2 separate regions of the Homo sapiens genome follow, and region 1 is linked to region 2. Evidence: read pairs that join two places in POLR2A ChIA-PET (ENCODE). Cell type or tissue: Panc1. All regions are shown on one strand. Each heading gives the region's core, and the rest is flanking DNA. Links, peaks and the distances in the headings are about the cores only.

Region 1 (7,927 bases), core at 1,551-6,550, 65 kb before region 2:
TGCATGCGTATATCAAAACATATATGAAATCAACCTAAGTATCCACAGATGGATGGATGAATGGATAAAGAAAATGTGGTATATATACACAATGGAATACTATTCAGCCATAAAAGAAATGTAATCCTGTCATTTGCAATAACGTGAATGAACCTGAAGGACACCATGTTAAGTGAAATAAATCAGATGCGGAAAAACAAATACTGCATGATCTCACTGATATGTGGAATCTAAAAAATAATAATGATAATAATAAAGTTGATATAGAAGCAGAGAATATAACAGTGGTTTACCAGAGACTGGGGGAGTAAGTGGGGAAAGGAGGATGGGGAGAGGTTGGTCAACGGGTACAACGATACAATTAGAAGGAATAATTTCGGTGTTCTATTACACAGTAGAATGACTGTATTTAACAGGAAAATATTGTATTTTACAAAATAGCTAGAAGAGAGGCTTTTGAAGATTCTCACCACAAAGTAATGATAAATGCATGAGGTGATGGATACACTAACTAACCTAATTGTATCATACAGCATACACTTATATCAAAACATCAAATTATACTCCATAGATATGTACAATTATAATGCATCAATTTAAAAAATAAGTAATTTTTAAAACATCATATTGTGTAACATAAATACTGTATATATAATTTTTATTTGTCAAATAAAAATAAGATTTTTTTTCTGAATTGAAAAAAAATAGGTGTGTTCCAAATGTTTCCTTGGGGTTGACCATGGGCCCAAGAAAAGATGATGAAACTCTTCCTTATTCAGTTTCCTATTATATATGGCCATTTTTGCCCAGAACTCCGTATAATTCTATTAGCACTAGATTTAAGCTATTCATCGATTAAATAGGCTTTTGTGGGTTTGCCTGGGAAACTGACCAGCATACATAATTTTCTTTCCACGGGAAAATAAGTTTTGACATCGTTGAATTACATGCTTTCGAGGGAAGAGTCTCTGTCTCTTTCGTCTTTGTGACTCCAACACTTAGAACAGTGCTACACACATAGGAAGGACTCAATAAAAGCATATTGACAGCCTTTACGGTATTTCTAAAGTTGATGTTTGACCCAGTCCTGCTTACCAGCTTATTGTTCCTGAATAGAAAATAAATCACTGTGAAACAGAAAGAGAATGTCAGAAAATTGCAAAGCCCTCTTTAAGAGCAGCAGTGTGTCTCTTATTCATTGTATGCCCCTGATGGACCAAGCATCAAGAAGATAGTGTTAATGGAGCCTAGATCTTAAGTTTCAATGAGTTTAACTAAAACTCACTAAAGGGAAAATCTGCTCTGGTGTTGTATGGGGGTTTCTGAACAGTCATACTAGGAGTCTCAGAAATATTTGCTATTAGAAGAGATTGTGAGGCTGGGCGCAGTGGCTCACGCCTATAATCCCAGCACTTTGGGAGGCTGAGGTGGGCAGATCACCTGAGGTCAGGAGTTTGAGACTAGTCTGGCCAACATGGTGAAACCCTGTCTCTACTAAAAATACAAAAATTAGCCGGGGGTGGTGGTGCACCTATAGTCCCAGCTACTCGGGAGGCTAAGGTGGGAGAATCGCTTGAACCCAGGAGGCTGAGGTTGCAGTGAGACAACATCACCGCACTGTGCTATAGTCTGGGTGATAGAGCAAGATTCTGTCTCAAAAAAAAAAATGGAAGAGATTGTGGGTATAACAAAAAGGTGATCCTGTGAAAACAGCAACCAGAGACATATGTATGCTAAATACTTTCAGATTATAATGGGCCTTTTCTGCAGTTGTTTCCTTGTGAATTTTCAAGTCTCTCCCAAAGCCACCGCAGATGAAGAGCAACCCCAAAGCCCACCTCCCAGGTCCCAGACAGACCATACCCATGGTTGATTTGGAATATGTAACAATTTACCTGATCTAATGCCAAGAAGGACTAATCAGAATCCTCAACCAGAAGTAGGCTTTGGCTGTCTCATTCACTATACTGTGCCTAGCACATGGAACAGTGCCTGGCATATAGTGGCAAAATAAATATTCATTGATCACATACATAAAATAGTTTCCCAACTCATTGACTGATGCTAGAAAATCCATGACTGGAAATGCATTCTTTAAGACACAAATCTCCCTAGAAGAAAGAAGACTTCTGGTATCACAGGTAAAAAGATTTGTACTCATCATACTCTTCAGTCCAGTGCACATGATCATTGTTCCATACAAGTTTCTGTGTGTGTGTGTGCACACGTGCGTGGGTGTGATCCTACCCTCATCATTCTCCTTCCCTCCCCACTAAACACCTACCACCACCTCTACCATTGCCATAGGTCATGGCTCTAATGTTTCATGTGTATTTCTGAATATCGATGCATCCCTGTGCAAAAAGAAGTGTTGTTTAGTGTGTGTAGGTATTTTTATTTTACAGGAATGGCTCTCTTTCTTACCTTTTTACTGAGCATGATGTCTTACCATCTGTCCATGTTTCTTTGTGTAGCCTCTGCTTGTAATGTGACATTCCAGAGTGTGTACCGACCACATCTTACTTATTCATTCTCCAACAGTGGGCACCTGAACTGCCTCCAATTGCCCAGACCACAGACATTGTAGCTCTAAACACCCTTAACCAAGTCATTTTTATGGTATTTTTTGAGAGTATTTTTGACATAATTTTTGAAGTATGTCCACTAAGTCATAAGGATAAGTTTATTAGCATTTACTAAATATTGCCAGATTGCTCTCCAGAAAGAGTGTTAATCTACTCTCACACCAGCAAATAAAGCTTCCTCTGTTTCCTTAAATCCCCCTCCACACTTCGTATGATCCAGCTTTAACTTGGCCAGGCTTTGGAGGTTTAAAATGGTATCTATCTTGTTACTGTTTTAATTTACATTTTTCTTCATACACTAGTAGCCACTCGGGTTTCCACCTTTTATACATTGGTTACTTACATTAGTCACTCATTTTTCTAGCGGGCTTTGCTCTTTTTCTGTTGTTGATTTGTAAGAGTTCCCTGTATATTTTTGGTTGTAGCCATAACAAACTCTCCTCCTTTTGTTTTGTTTTTGTTTTTGTTTTTTTTGAGACGGAGTCTCGCTCTGTCACCCAAGCTGGAGGGCAGTGGTGCAATCTCAGCTCACTGCAACCTCCACCTCCTCAGTTCAAGCAACTCTCCCACCTCAATCTCCCAAGTAGCTGGGATTACAGGCATCCGCCACCATGCCTGGCTAATTTTTAGTAGAGATGGGGTTTCATCATATTGGCCAAGCTGGTCTCGAACTCCTGACCTCAAGAGATCCACCCACCTTGGCCTCCCAAAGTGCTGGATTACAGGCATGAGCCACCACACCTGACCTTCTCCCAATTTTTTATCTGTCAATTCACTTTGTTTATTTGGCCTTTGTTGAACAGCAAGACTTAATTTGGATGTCATCTAAGACATTATTTATAATTATATGATTTGCACTTTTCAAGGTTTGTTTGAAAAGCCTCTCTCCATCCCAAGGTCACAAAGACATTCTTCTATCTCGTCTTCTATTTATTCTATGGCTTAACCTTTCACAATCAGGTCTTTAATGCATTTTTGTATGTGATGAAAGGTAAGAAATCCAACTTTATTCTTCTCCACATAGTGAGCCAGTTTTCCCAACATAGTCCACTAAACAATGTCTTTTATCATATGTGAATTTCCCATACATAGAAATATATATCTGAGTCCTCTTTTTTGTTCCATTGGTTTATTTATTTTTCTTTTTGTTCTTAAGCCAGTCATTACTGAAGAGTGTCTTTAAAACTGAACAGGAAATTTTACGTTTTTTGCTCTACTTTTTCAGGGCTGACTTAGCTATTCGTGGACTTTTCATATATATTTTATATAAAGCTTATGATAAATTTGTCAAGTTCCTGGAAAAATATGGCAGAAATTTTTACTAGGTTTTTATTTAATGTAAAGACCAGTTTAAGGAGAATTAACATCTTTGTAATGTGAACTCATTACATCCAAGAGTATCGACCATGTCTCTGCCAAAGACCTTCTTTTATACCCTTTTGCTAGTCTTTCAAAAATTTTTTCACTGAGGTCTTGTGTATAAGATTTAATTCCTACTTACTTCATGGGAGAAGTAAGATGCGAAGCTGTTATTAGTCACATTTACCTTGGTGTGAATAAGTACCCAGCTGGCTTGGAGAAAGGGATTATTCAATTACTCATCTCCTGAGAACACGAAGAGCAAGTGATTCACAGCCAGTGAGGAGAAGAGGTTAGAGGTACAGCAAAAAACAAAAGCTAGAGACTGGGGTTTTCAAACATAAACTGCATTTACTTCCCACTTCTGCTCTAAGGTAACCCTGGTGGTACCCAGAGTAACTTCCTACCAGTCCCACCTCACCTGCCACAATCTGCCCACAAAGACACTTGTCAACCATAGCCACCTTTCCCTTCTTCCTGGGGACTGAGTCTTCTCAGTCAGTATTATATCTCATCTTAAAGAGAAGACTCTATCCACAGGAATGTGTCATAATGTAAACGAGCATGTTTTTCTCCCTACTAATGCTAAGTACTGAAATCAACTTAAAAGATAGAGGAAGGCAACATTTATGGAAATTCTTCACTACTCTAGTGCAAACAGAATTTGATATTAGCTTCCTAACATCTGCCCTCTACTGTCATAGATTTTTTGAAGACCACAGGTACATCCCAGTCTCTCTTTTCATTTATTATTTTGGCGAGTAAATAGGTGTAAAGAGTCATAACCCACACTTGCTTCTGCCACCAGAGATTCAAAACACAATTAATTTACTAATATCGGTGAATATTTTATCCCAGTTCTCTAATCAGTTTTAGAGTTATTAACATTTTTCACATTTTGCAGACGCTACATATTATTTTAAAACATAACTTTTAAAAATTCATATTCAAAACTCCGTGATTCTTGGTGTTGTCTTACCAGATCCTCTCAGCCTTTGATGGGAACATTGTGGGCCAAGTAAACTAAACATTTGCTACACCCTCACGACCCTGTTAAACTTTTAAAAATATGAACCACAGGGTATATATTTGTTCAGTCTTAGTGGATAATGCAGAACTGTTTTCTAAAATGGTTTTTCCAATTTGTACTCTTTAGAGTAGCATATGAGAGTTTCATTTTCTATAAATGCTTGCCAACAATTGGTATTGTCTGTCCAAACACAGTTCCAAAGCCTGGGTGATTTGGTTTTAAAATATCACAAATATCAATCCTGAGAAAATGCCCCTTTTTCCTTTTCTTTGTCACTGTTCTAATTCAGCGGCTGCATGTGTACTATAAATAGGGTAAATTATCCCAAATTTGGGTTAGTTGGACAAGATGTCGCTCTGAATCAGGGCAGATCTGAAATGTAGCCTGTTGCAAAAGAGGTGCAATCTTGTTATTCCTTTCATATTCTTACAACCAAATAAACGAAGATAATAATATTTCAACCTGTTTAACAAATATCTGTTTTGTTGCTGTTGGAATATTTTGCCAAATAAGGAATCTTGGCTCCACATTTCTTACTTCTAAAAAAATACAAAAATAGCATTAATTATATTGTAGTAACCTCAGGATTAATCTGAAATGGACTTGCTTTTGAAAGAAAAGATTAAATGTACATAAATGCTGATTAGAGAATTAGAATTTAAACTGTATTCATATTAGTTAGTTAACATGCCTTTAGAGAAAGTAAAAGTACTCAAATGAGTTGGCAGGGGCAAGCAATTAAATATAAGAACCAAATAGAAATAGTGCATAGACTATTTGACAGGCTGGAAAAGGAAAGAGTTACAATAAATAATGTAGTCATAGACAAGTGGAATCATCCATTAAAAGGCACAGTTTGTGAATGCATGAGTATGAGAGGAAATATCTGAGCGAGGTCTGCCCAGGAAATGGAGCAGAGACAAAAAGCTACACACAAGGTGCTGCATGAGAGAAAGGGGGCAATGTGCTTTATTCCTTCATTTTCTCATTCATTCATTCACTGTAACATCAGCTCCACAAAAGCAAAGAGTTTGTATACCCGGAACAGTCCCTGGCACATCATAGACCCTCAGTAAGTTCTATGGATGACTGAATGAATTATAAGCACAGATGACCAAATGATTGTTACAGTAAATATCTTTGACTATTCCATTTACTAAGCTCCTACCATTCAGCAGGCATGGAATATAGTAAGCGTTCAGGAAACACCAGCTATTAACTACAAGGAGCTTCTTCATGAACAACATATGTAGCAACTGAGAGAAAGACATGGAAATAGTAATGAGTGAACCACGAGTCAGGAAATAGAGATTCTGCAACTTAGCTAGATGTTTTACCTTGCACAAGTCAAATCTCTTCAATGAATTAATGAGTCTTGTTCTTGACTTAAAATCTTAGCATGAGTCTCCTTTTGCCTTCATCCTGTATGGTCAAACTGTCCTAAACCCTCCTGTGTCTTCCTTTGAAATATCTCTTTATGTAGAATCTTTTCCTCTTTCAATCAATAAATATCTACTGACACTTTCTATTTTTGGAACCACTACGAGTGAGTTGTTGTCAAAAATAATCCCAGAAAGATATTTGTAATACATCTAATAAAGGACTCAAATCCAGAATTTATAGAGTTCTTGCAAATCAATAAAAGACCACCCAGGAGAAAAAAAAATGGACAAAAGCTTGAACAGGCACTTTGCAAAAGAGATCCAATAAACACATGAAAGGGGTTTGACTTTACTAGGCAAAGGGAAATGCAGAATTAAAACCACACACCCACCAGAATGACTAAAATGAAAAAGACAGACAATACCAATTGTTGGCAAGCATTTAGAGCAAATGAAACTCTCATATGCTACTCTAAAGAGTATAAATTGGAAAAACCATTTTAGAAAACTGTTCTGCATTATCTACTAAGGCTGAACAAATACATACCCTGTGATTCAACTATTCAGTTTCTAGCCACATACCCAACAGAAATGAGCTTGTTTACCAAGAGATATGTAAGGAAATATGCATAACAACATTATTCATAATTGCCCCACACTGAAAAATTCAGAATGGATAAAGTGCAATATAGTTACATATTGGAATACTATACAGCAATAACAGTATACATTATATTGCTACATGTAACTACAAAGGAATAAATCCCATGAAAAAATGCCGAGCAAAAGAAACCAAATACAGAAAAATACAAGTAATATCATTTCTTTCATATAAAATTCAAAAAACAGGCAAAACTGGTCTAATACATTGGAAGTCAGAAGAGTAGTTACTTTAAGGGGTGCTGAGACACTGGAATGGGACTTTTGGGATGCTGGTAATGTTTTTCTCTATCTGGCTGACTGTATGCGTGTGTTTATATTGTGAAAATTTATTGAATTATGCATTTATGATTTATTCACTTTTCTATATGTATTTTGTAATTTACTGAAAATGTTCTTAAAGTCATTATTCCTCAGAATCAGTTAAATCTTGTCAATTCTCATCTTGTCCCAATGTTCTCGAATTCGGGTAATAACTTCCAGGGCTTCCTTCCTCTGCTCAGTTCTGTACCTCCCAGGAGGTGGCCATGTTGGCCTTTGCTATCTGTTCAGGCCTCTCCTCTTAATTTGTGGACAAAACCCAGGACATAATTACTGATTCCTAGAACTGACCATTCACACTCTAGATTTAATCTCTGTCCTTCTTTAATGTTACCAAGCATGACAATTCCTACTTTTCTATTCTGAATGCTCAATGCAATAAAGATTGTTGAATATCTGCCATGGGCCTGGTACTGTCTTTGACTTTGGGGCATATAAAATGACTGAGACATAGCCCTGTCCTCAAGGAACTTCAGAATACAATTCATACTGTAACATTTTCAATTCAACTGCTATGTCTCAGGCACTGGGCTGGACACTAGGGATGCAAGATGAAAAAGACATGTTTCTTGCTCTTGGAGCACTCAGAG
Region 2 (7,927 bases), core at 1,391-6,390:
AAGCTAGTACTAAAGTAGCAATTCTCAACTCTAGAATTACCCTTCCCTTCAAACCTATCTTCAGATCCCCAGAGTTTCTCCCAAGTCAGAGTACCCCAAAACTGTAGCTCACACCTCTAACAACACAAACTTCACCTTTCTTTTGCCTACAAACTGTAATAGTACACATTGACAATGGGCATCACTATCAGATAAATTATTTCATCTTGAAAATTAATCTTCAGTTGAGACAGTGGAGGTCTGGAGGTTATGAAATAATCGAATCTATAATGATACAATTCTATAAATTGACTATTAACACAATCAAATGTTTGATGGTAAAAAGCATTAAACTTAAAAGACCTCAATAAATATTAATTTCTGAAGAGCCAGTGGCATTAAAAAAAATGATAATTTACATTCTAATACATAAGTTCCTGATACTATTAGTGCTATTATTATATCATACTTCTTTAAATTGTGGTCTCTATTACCAAAAGGAACTCGTTGTGAAATTAAAGTGTTAACAGAGGCTGAAAGAACATGTAGGCTTATTGAGGTCATGTACACTCACCTGATTTGGCATGTTTCCCTTTACATGTGTCCAAGCCCCAGCTTTATATAAATACTGAGCTGGGCTCAGAAATTTTGCTCTATATTCGGAATTCACCTTCCTAATAGAAATGAAATGAAAGTAAATATTTCACCATGTTAATCATTGAAATACCATATTTTCCTATTAAAATACATACCCAAGCCTTTGATGTTTCCAAGGAGTAAGCTTCCTTTTAGGCTGGTGTAAGTCTTTTAATTCCATCTCTGCTTCCAATTTTAAACGATCGTCTATTTTATTACTCTGAAATGGAAATCATTTAAGCTTTTTATGCTTAAGATGTTACACATTAAAGTGAAAACATGCATGTTATAAAGTTAGACTTGAATATTTAATGACATTTCTATTTTTAGAAGCTTTAGATACTAAAGAAAATAAAAACCATAAGAAATCAACAAAGAAGTTTTGAAATTTTTAGTATATTTGGTTAGTTATTTTTGAAGTTTAGCTGAGGATATAGTTTCATTTTCTAACAATAAAGATTTTAGATCTTTGGCTAAGGAAGAAAATTTTTAAGTTAACAAATACATATCTAAATAATGTTACCACATACTGAATTTGATATTCTAAATTTACAATTGCGTTACAGTAATTAAACATAAGATCCTGATGAATTAGTTACCAAATCGCTTTACTGAATAACAATTCTTTTTTTCTCCAATAATATCATAGGCCTAATATATGTGTGTGTGTATACATCATTTTACTTTTAGTCATATTTACTTGTAATTACATACTTTCTATTTTTAGGACCATAAAGTATCGGGTATCAACATTCCAGGAGATTCAAAAATAGTATTTATACCCCAATTACCTGTAATTTATAATCATGTTAGCCTGATTCTGCAAATTAAATGGCTGTAATATCACACAGAAGCAGTTGTTTGTATATTCTGAGGTAAATCATGTGAATTATACTGGCTATAATTTGGCATGCTAAAGCTTTGGTTTAAAATACATGTGATGGCCGGGTGTGGTGGCTCACACCTGTAATCCCAGCACTTCAGGAGGCCAAGGTAGGCGGATCACCTGAGGCTAGTAGTTCGAGACCAGCCTGGCCAACACAGTGAAACCCGCATCTCTACTAAAAATACAAAAATTAGCCGGGCATGGTGGCGTGCATCTGTAGTCCCAGCTACTCAGGAGGCTGAGGCAGGAGAATTGCTTGAATCCGGGAGGCAGAGGTTGCAGTGAGCCGAGATCGTGCCACTGCACTCCAGCCTGGGCGACAGACCAAGACTCTGTCTCGAAAAAAATAAATAAAAATAAAATACATATAAGTATGTATGTGTTTAATTTCCATAACTTAAAATAAGTATTTCTATCACTACTGTTACCCCTGGAGGTTACTGTAAATCCAGTCATTTGATATTAAACTTACTTGACTTTGATACTAAACTTATTAGACTTACTTCCTGTATTGTTAAGTACTCATCATGCTGTATCATTTTTATTTATGTCTGTCTCCCCACTAGCCCAAGAGCTGCTTGGGGCTATTTGCCAGCCTTGTATTCTCAGTACCAACCCATGTCTGCTCCTAGTAGCTGGCTCAATGAACATTTGATGAACAAATGAATTAATGAACTAGTGAAAACCAAAAACTCCCAGGTGGTAGTAAGTAAACGAAAACGTGGAGAATCTAAAATAACGGGGATTTTGTTTTGTAAGGTTAAAAGTTGATGAATACCTTCCTTTCAGGAGACACTGTTTCAAGATTTCTGTTTTCTCTCAAATCATTTCTTAATTTTGGTTCTTTCACTGGAGATAAACCCTTGAAATTTCTTTTGTATTCAGTTTCATGGATGACTGAGTTACCTTTGAATGGTGGAACAAACTGGCTTTTATTGTGGAAAACCTTAAAACAAAAATTATTTTAGTTTAGTTTTGTTGATTAAATATGCGGAACTTTGGTCTTCAATTACTTAACAAAACATAAAGTTGAATTACAGGACAAAAAAATAGCAAAGTTATATATGATTTTAATTTCATTTCACATATATTATTAACATCCAAAGGTCAACTTTATGTACTCATTACTATGTTTTGAATAACAGTTTTGTAATCAAAATATAGCTTATAATCAAAATAAACGTTGGCATATTTTCATATGACATAGACATTAGCTTTAAGGCAACTCTGTTGTCAGTTCTACAGGTTTTTTTCTTCCTCCCTGACATGATTTTTTTTCTTCCTGCCTTAATAGAAAATTCTTCACATTTCTGAATACCCAATATGTTCAATTTGTTTAGCTTTTCTTCCCTTGGCTTATTTTCAGCGTATTTTATTAAGGCAAAGAAAATGTTCTGAGCAATTACTACACTTCTATTGTTAAATATTTCCTTTTATACTTACTACTTCACAATATGGTTTCTATTTCACGGCATATTACCACTGATTACAAGGAAAGCAAATGGAAAAGATGGGGAACTCAGTCAAGTTATATTACTGCTTTGTAATGCTGGATAGTACATCTTCATACAGATCAGATCTAAACAGTTTATCTTTTTTAGTACAGTATAACCTCAAGGACTTTACTGCCAAAAACTGTTCTGACTCCTTTACATATTAATATAAGACATCCTTTCAGAAAGCAGGTGTCTGATAAAATGAAATGAACAACCCTTTTAGAGGTTTCCTATCAACAAGCATTGAAAGCTGTCTCAAAGCTCTTCAATCCATAGACTCTGAATTCAATATGCTTTGAACTAACCATGAGCATTTCCTTCTAAAAAAAGTATGTGAAACACTTATTAAAGAAAGCAGTAAAACTACTGAATATATCGCTAGTGATTTCTCTTATAAAAGTAACGTTTCTACACAACGCTTTCACTGACATGTAAAAGCCCTATTTGATGATGATAGGGCTTTGATTTGAATCAGCTCTATTTTAAAGGTCAAATACTCTATAAAAAACTGAATAATTACAATTTTCAGGTTGTAAGTAATGTTTTAGGTACACTTAATCTCCAAAAAAACCTGTAGGCAAGCAAAAGAAGTACTGATCCTATTTACTAGGTTAATAAAGGGTATTTATCACTTTGTTACTTCACAGATTCTTAAAATGTTATATAAATTTCAAAGGTATTTTAAAAATTGAATAATAATTAAGCCCAAAGCTGCCACAATTTATAGGATCACTGGTGTTTTTCTATCTTAATGTAAGATGACTAGATGTTATTGTCTTGCTGAATCTAATTATCCTGTCAGTTCTTACGGCTATACAAAATATACAAGTGAATGTTGACGTACAGGAGAAAATGAATGTGAGGGTGTGTGAAAGTGTGTGTATTTATAAAGAAAAACACGAAGACCAGAAGAAAAAACAGACTAAGCCATTACAGGTCTCTGGGGATATTCCAAGTGGAGGTATTTCCTGTCTATGCCTAGAAGTACTGTTAAGAACATAAATGAGAGTTTAAAGCCTAAGAACTCCCTAAAGGATGAAGGTAGTAAAACAACAGACTATCTATTAGTAATGGTATCTCAATACTAAAATTGTGCAGGAGTATAATGAAATCTAATACCACATCATTACAGCTTTTGAATTTTACAAATATAGTTATACTGACAATGCCTATTACTATTTGTCTGATACAAGGACAAAATTACGTATCTTGTGTTACTGTCAACATATTTTGTATTTATTAAATATTCAAAGCAGTTACGCCTTTCTTAGAATACAGGAAACACGCAATATATTAGTCAACAAAACACAACATTTTAGAATAAAATCAATTTAATAATTTTTTAATAAGTAAAAAAATCTTGTAGCATGCAAAAACTTACCAGTTCCCCAAGTTTTCATTACCCTGTCTCATATTTAGTATATGTGCTGCATCTGGCAACAATGATCATCAGAAGCCTAGGACAGTATAATATTACTACCATAAATCATAAGTAATAGGATGATTTTAGCAAAACTCTCATTTTGGTTTTCTAGAACCTACCTCCAGGCTACTTAAGTACTTAATTTCTTTCAACTCTTAATTCTATGTAAATCTACATTACTAGATAAGATAATGGTACTCAGAAATGTATTACATCCATTAAGCTACCTGATTGGCTGCAAAAGCTGGAGCAGTTTCTTTAGAAGTCTTCCAAACAAACTGCCTTTGATATTCAGAATTTCTCAAGGCATTATATGAAGGAACAACAGTCAATCCAGCTTTCTTACGCAGAAGTCTATCCAACTGTTCAAAAAACAAAATCCACTCAAAGACATTAAAAATTTCTATTCAAACTTTTTAAAAATTGTGGTAAAAAATGCATAACATGAAATCTATCCTCTTAACAAAATGTTAAATCTACAGTGCAAAATTGTTAACTACATGCGCATTGTGGTACAGCAAACTTTCTTCAACTTATAAATAGTATCTTTTTTCAAGTGTCAAACTATTTAAAATTCCTTTCTATCAAAGGACTATTAGGCATCCCAGGAAAAATATAATACTCTCAGTCCTTTCCTACTAATCATTCATAATTAAATCTATTACCAAAAAGTCCCAGCACTTTGCCTCACCTGCACACTGCTTCTATGAACACCCCTTCTCCTGCCTGCCAGACTCACACATCACCTTCCTTGTTCCCTTTCACCCCCAGCTTTTTCAACAAGCTACAGATTCTTCTCCAACACTCTGAAATGCCTCTTCAGGGTCCCAGTCAGTGGTGGACATGAACCAGAGAAGAGCAGTGGAACAGAATGGAGAAAGAAATGTGGAAAGCATTGAGATCCCCACACAAGTTCCTGCAGCCTCTGCTTATGTGCTCACAGGGACCTGCTGCAGGCCAGCTGTGACATAAGAGAGCAGAAATGCAAGATCTCTGAGAGACAGCCAGAGCTCTCCTTCCTTTTGCATTTCATCAATTGAATTTCTGTTTGTCTTCTTGTACACGATAAGAAACTGAAAAGGGGCTAGGTAGAAGTCAGCTCAGCACCCTGCCAGAAGTAAGGGCCTACTTCCCTTCTCTGTCTCAACTTGATCTCTCCCTTAGGACTCAGGTGCTAATATATGATGAATAAAATCCAGACGCAGGAGGTCCATCCAATAAACAGATTATCATAGTACAACTACTACAAAATAGCGAGTAGTCAGAATAGAACTAATTCACAATAACTAAAGTCAACAGCCTGTTATCAACTATTCTTATAGACATTAGACAAGAAAACAACAATGGAAAATTCTGAAACACAAAATGTAATATTACAGAAATGACAATGAAACCAATGAAGAATTCTATGCTTTTGAAAAGAAATGCAGTGAATATGCCTACCCCATTATCTACATTTTCTGAAAGAACCTTGGTAGAATGTTCCAGTTCCACATTTTCATTAACTGGTGTATGGTTTGTTACACCCTCATTATTTTCCACATCTGAAGCCCCTTCAGCTCTGGAGTCTGCAGAGTGAGATCTGGTTCTTTTGGGAACCCTGGAAGCTTCTAGTGAGTGAACTCTTTCTTGAGTAACATCCTTTTGTTCTGCTTCTTGTGATTTTGGTGTTTCCGGGGCTTCTGGTTCTGGTGATGCAACCACATTGCTCTCTGAGATAGCTCCATTCCACTCCAGAGATTTTGAAATCTGTGGGTCATGGTAAGGGACTCTTCTTTTTGAAATAAAACTTGGCTCTTTCGTGATGCCTACAAAACACGGTATACAAAAATAGTAGCTACTAAAGCAAAAAGTTACAAAGACAACTTTTAAGAACACTTGTGGAGGAGAAATGAAATTTTAAATTTAGTTCAGATATATGTACCTATATATACACACAATATCCTTCAGATTATAGGATTTTAAAAGTACAGCTTTTCAACATAAAATATTTAATTTTGCTTTTAAAAGCATTAAAAATTTGACCATAACAAAAAATTAAAAATCAGGGGGTCACAAAATGTTCCAGTTATCCTAACAAAAGTCACTAGAATTGCAACGTGATAGACCTGGCAGGCCAGGCAGTACATGCTGCCTCGTTTCTAATTACTTTCCTGTGCTACTTAACAGAACAATGGGCCCTGGTACTGTCAAAATTTGGAACTTTTCACAAAGCTTCTCTTATGTGGAGCAGACCAAGATGAGAAGGGATGAGATGTCACTGTGCTGGATCTTGGTTCTACATCTGCCTTGATTTCCTGAGAATTAAAAAAGAATAAGCCCTTTTAACAACAGCTAAGATACAATTTCTCTATATTTCTGTATGGAAAGCAAATGTCCAAAAACTTAACCTTCTATGAAGGTAAGAGCAGCTCTGCAGAATGACAGCCACTGAGAGACTGCCCTAGTTTAGGGCCATTCTTTAAGACAGTTGCAGGGTGCAGAAGGAAGATTAAGACCAGAATGGAAAGGGAAGGTGGAAAGAAAATTGGGCATGAGGTAAAACCCAGGGCTCCTTAGCCTCTGTTGTAGATGTCTTGGCCATGTCACCCCGGGTCCTTATCCTTTTAAAAGGCTTCCCTAGACCACAGGTCTTCTCACTGGGTGGATATCTGTCTGGAGGCACACAAAGATGTTTTAGGAGGGTAAACAGAAGTGGGCAGCTTAAGGGAATCATTTTCCAGATCCTCAACTCCACATGTGCTCTCTTGCCTGATGCTGATATATCTGCCTGAGAGCTGCATCTGCCATCTGCAGTTCCATTTCCCACCGCCCCTTTCATAATCTCCTTTTTCCCACTTTAGAGAAGAAAGACACACCTCTTAACCAGCCTGAAACTTACTCCAGTGCGTCCGCCCAAGGTAGAACAAAACCTCAGGGGTAGGGAGCCAAACAAAGGGACAATTCAAGAAAGCATATCCCTGAGGGAGAATATTTGACAGCAAAACAAAGCAGGCAGAGATTAGAAATAACAAAGCAACAGCATCTTATTTCATATAGCTCCATGGATTTTCCATCTACCTTCTCAGTATTAAAATTCAGATATGAGAGGGATGTCATGTGAAATGTACATATGCATATAACACATTTACCTTAATTAAAGATAAACAGACTTTCTCACAGAAAATAATTCTAATTTGGCCGGTTAGTTTGCCAATGAATACTGACTTTGCCAATTGTATGATAAACATTTTCCAAAAATTGAATGGGCTAAATTGGCAACTCCAGAGTTTTTACAAAATATATGTAAAATATATAAGCACTATGCAATATACCAGAAATTCTATCATTCAAAACTATTCATAAAAATTTATTATAAAAAATAGCAATTTAGAAATGTGTGACGAAGCACAATGTTTTTCTAAATTTTTCTAGGAAGTATAAAAGCAAAAAAGCTTGAAGATCACCAATTAGACTCCTCTCTGCTTTAACACAGAGGCAGGTTTTTGGTAGAAGCACAAAATGAAA

Evidence for each region. Peaks named below come from ENCODE experiments on the same cell type or tissue, not always from the same donor. Only the 100,000 strongest peaks of a DNase experiment are listed, where the experiment ranks them.
Region 1: POLR2A ChIA-PET joins it to region 2 with 5 read pairs; 3 of 35 experiments call an interaction of 5 or more read pairs at or near these places.

Annotation. Positions count from the first base shown.
Region 1 is chr12:68,255,256-68,263,182 of GRCh38, forward strand. No RefSeq gene overlaps it. Among named protein-coding and RNA genes, the nearest start is that of IL22, 5.6 kb to the left of the region's middle. In Panc1, for the core only: no CTCF peak of the experiment used is centred there; DNase peaks (open chromatin) are centred at 4,206 and 4,386.
Region 2 is chr12:68,320,794-68,328,720 of GRCh38, forward strand. MDM1 (Mdm1 nuclear protein) reads right to left here. Exons shown (of 15, transcript NM_001354969.2): 3 at 5,864-6,228; 4 at 4,648-4,782; 5 at 2,280-2,447; 6 at 732-835; 7 at 554-653. Among named protein-coding and RNA genes, the nearest start is that of MDM1, 7.6 kb to the right of the region's middle. In Panc1, for the core only: no CTCF peak of the experiment used is centred there; no DNase peak of the experiment used is centred there; H3K27ac peaks cover 1,631 bases.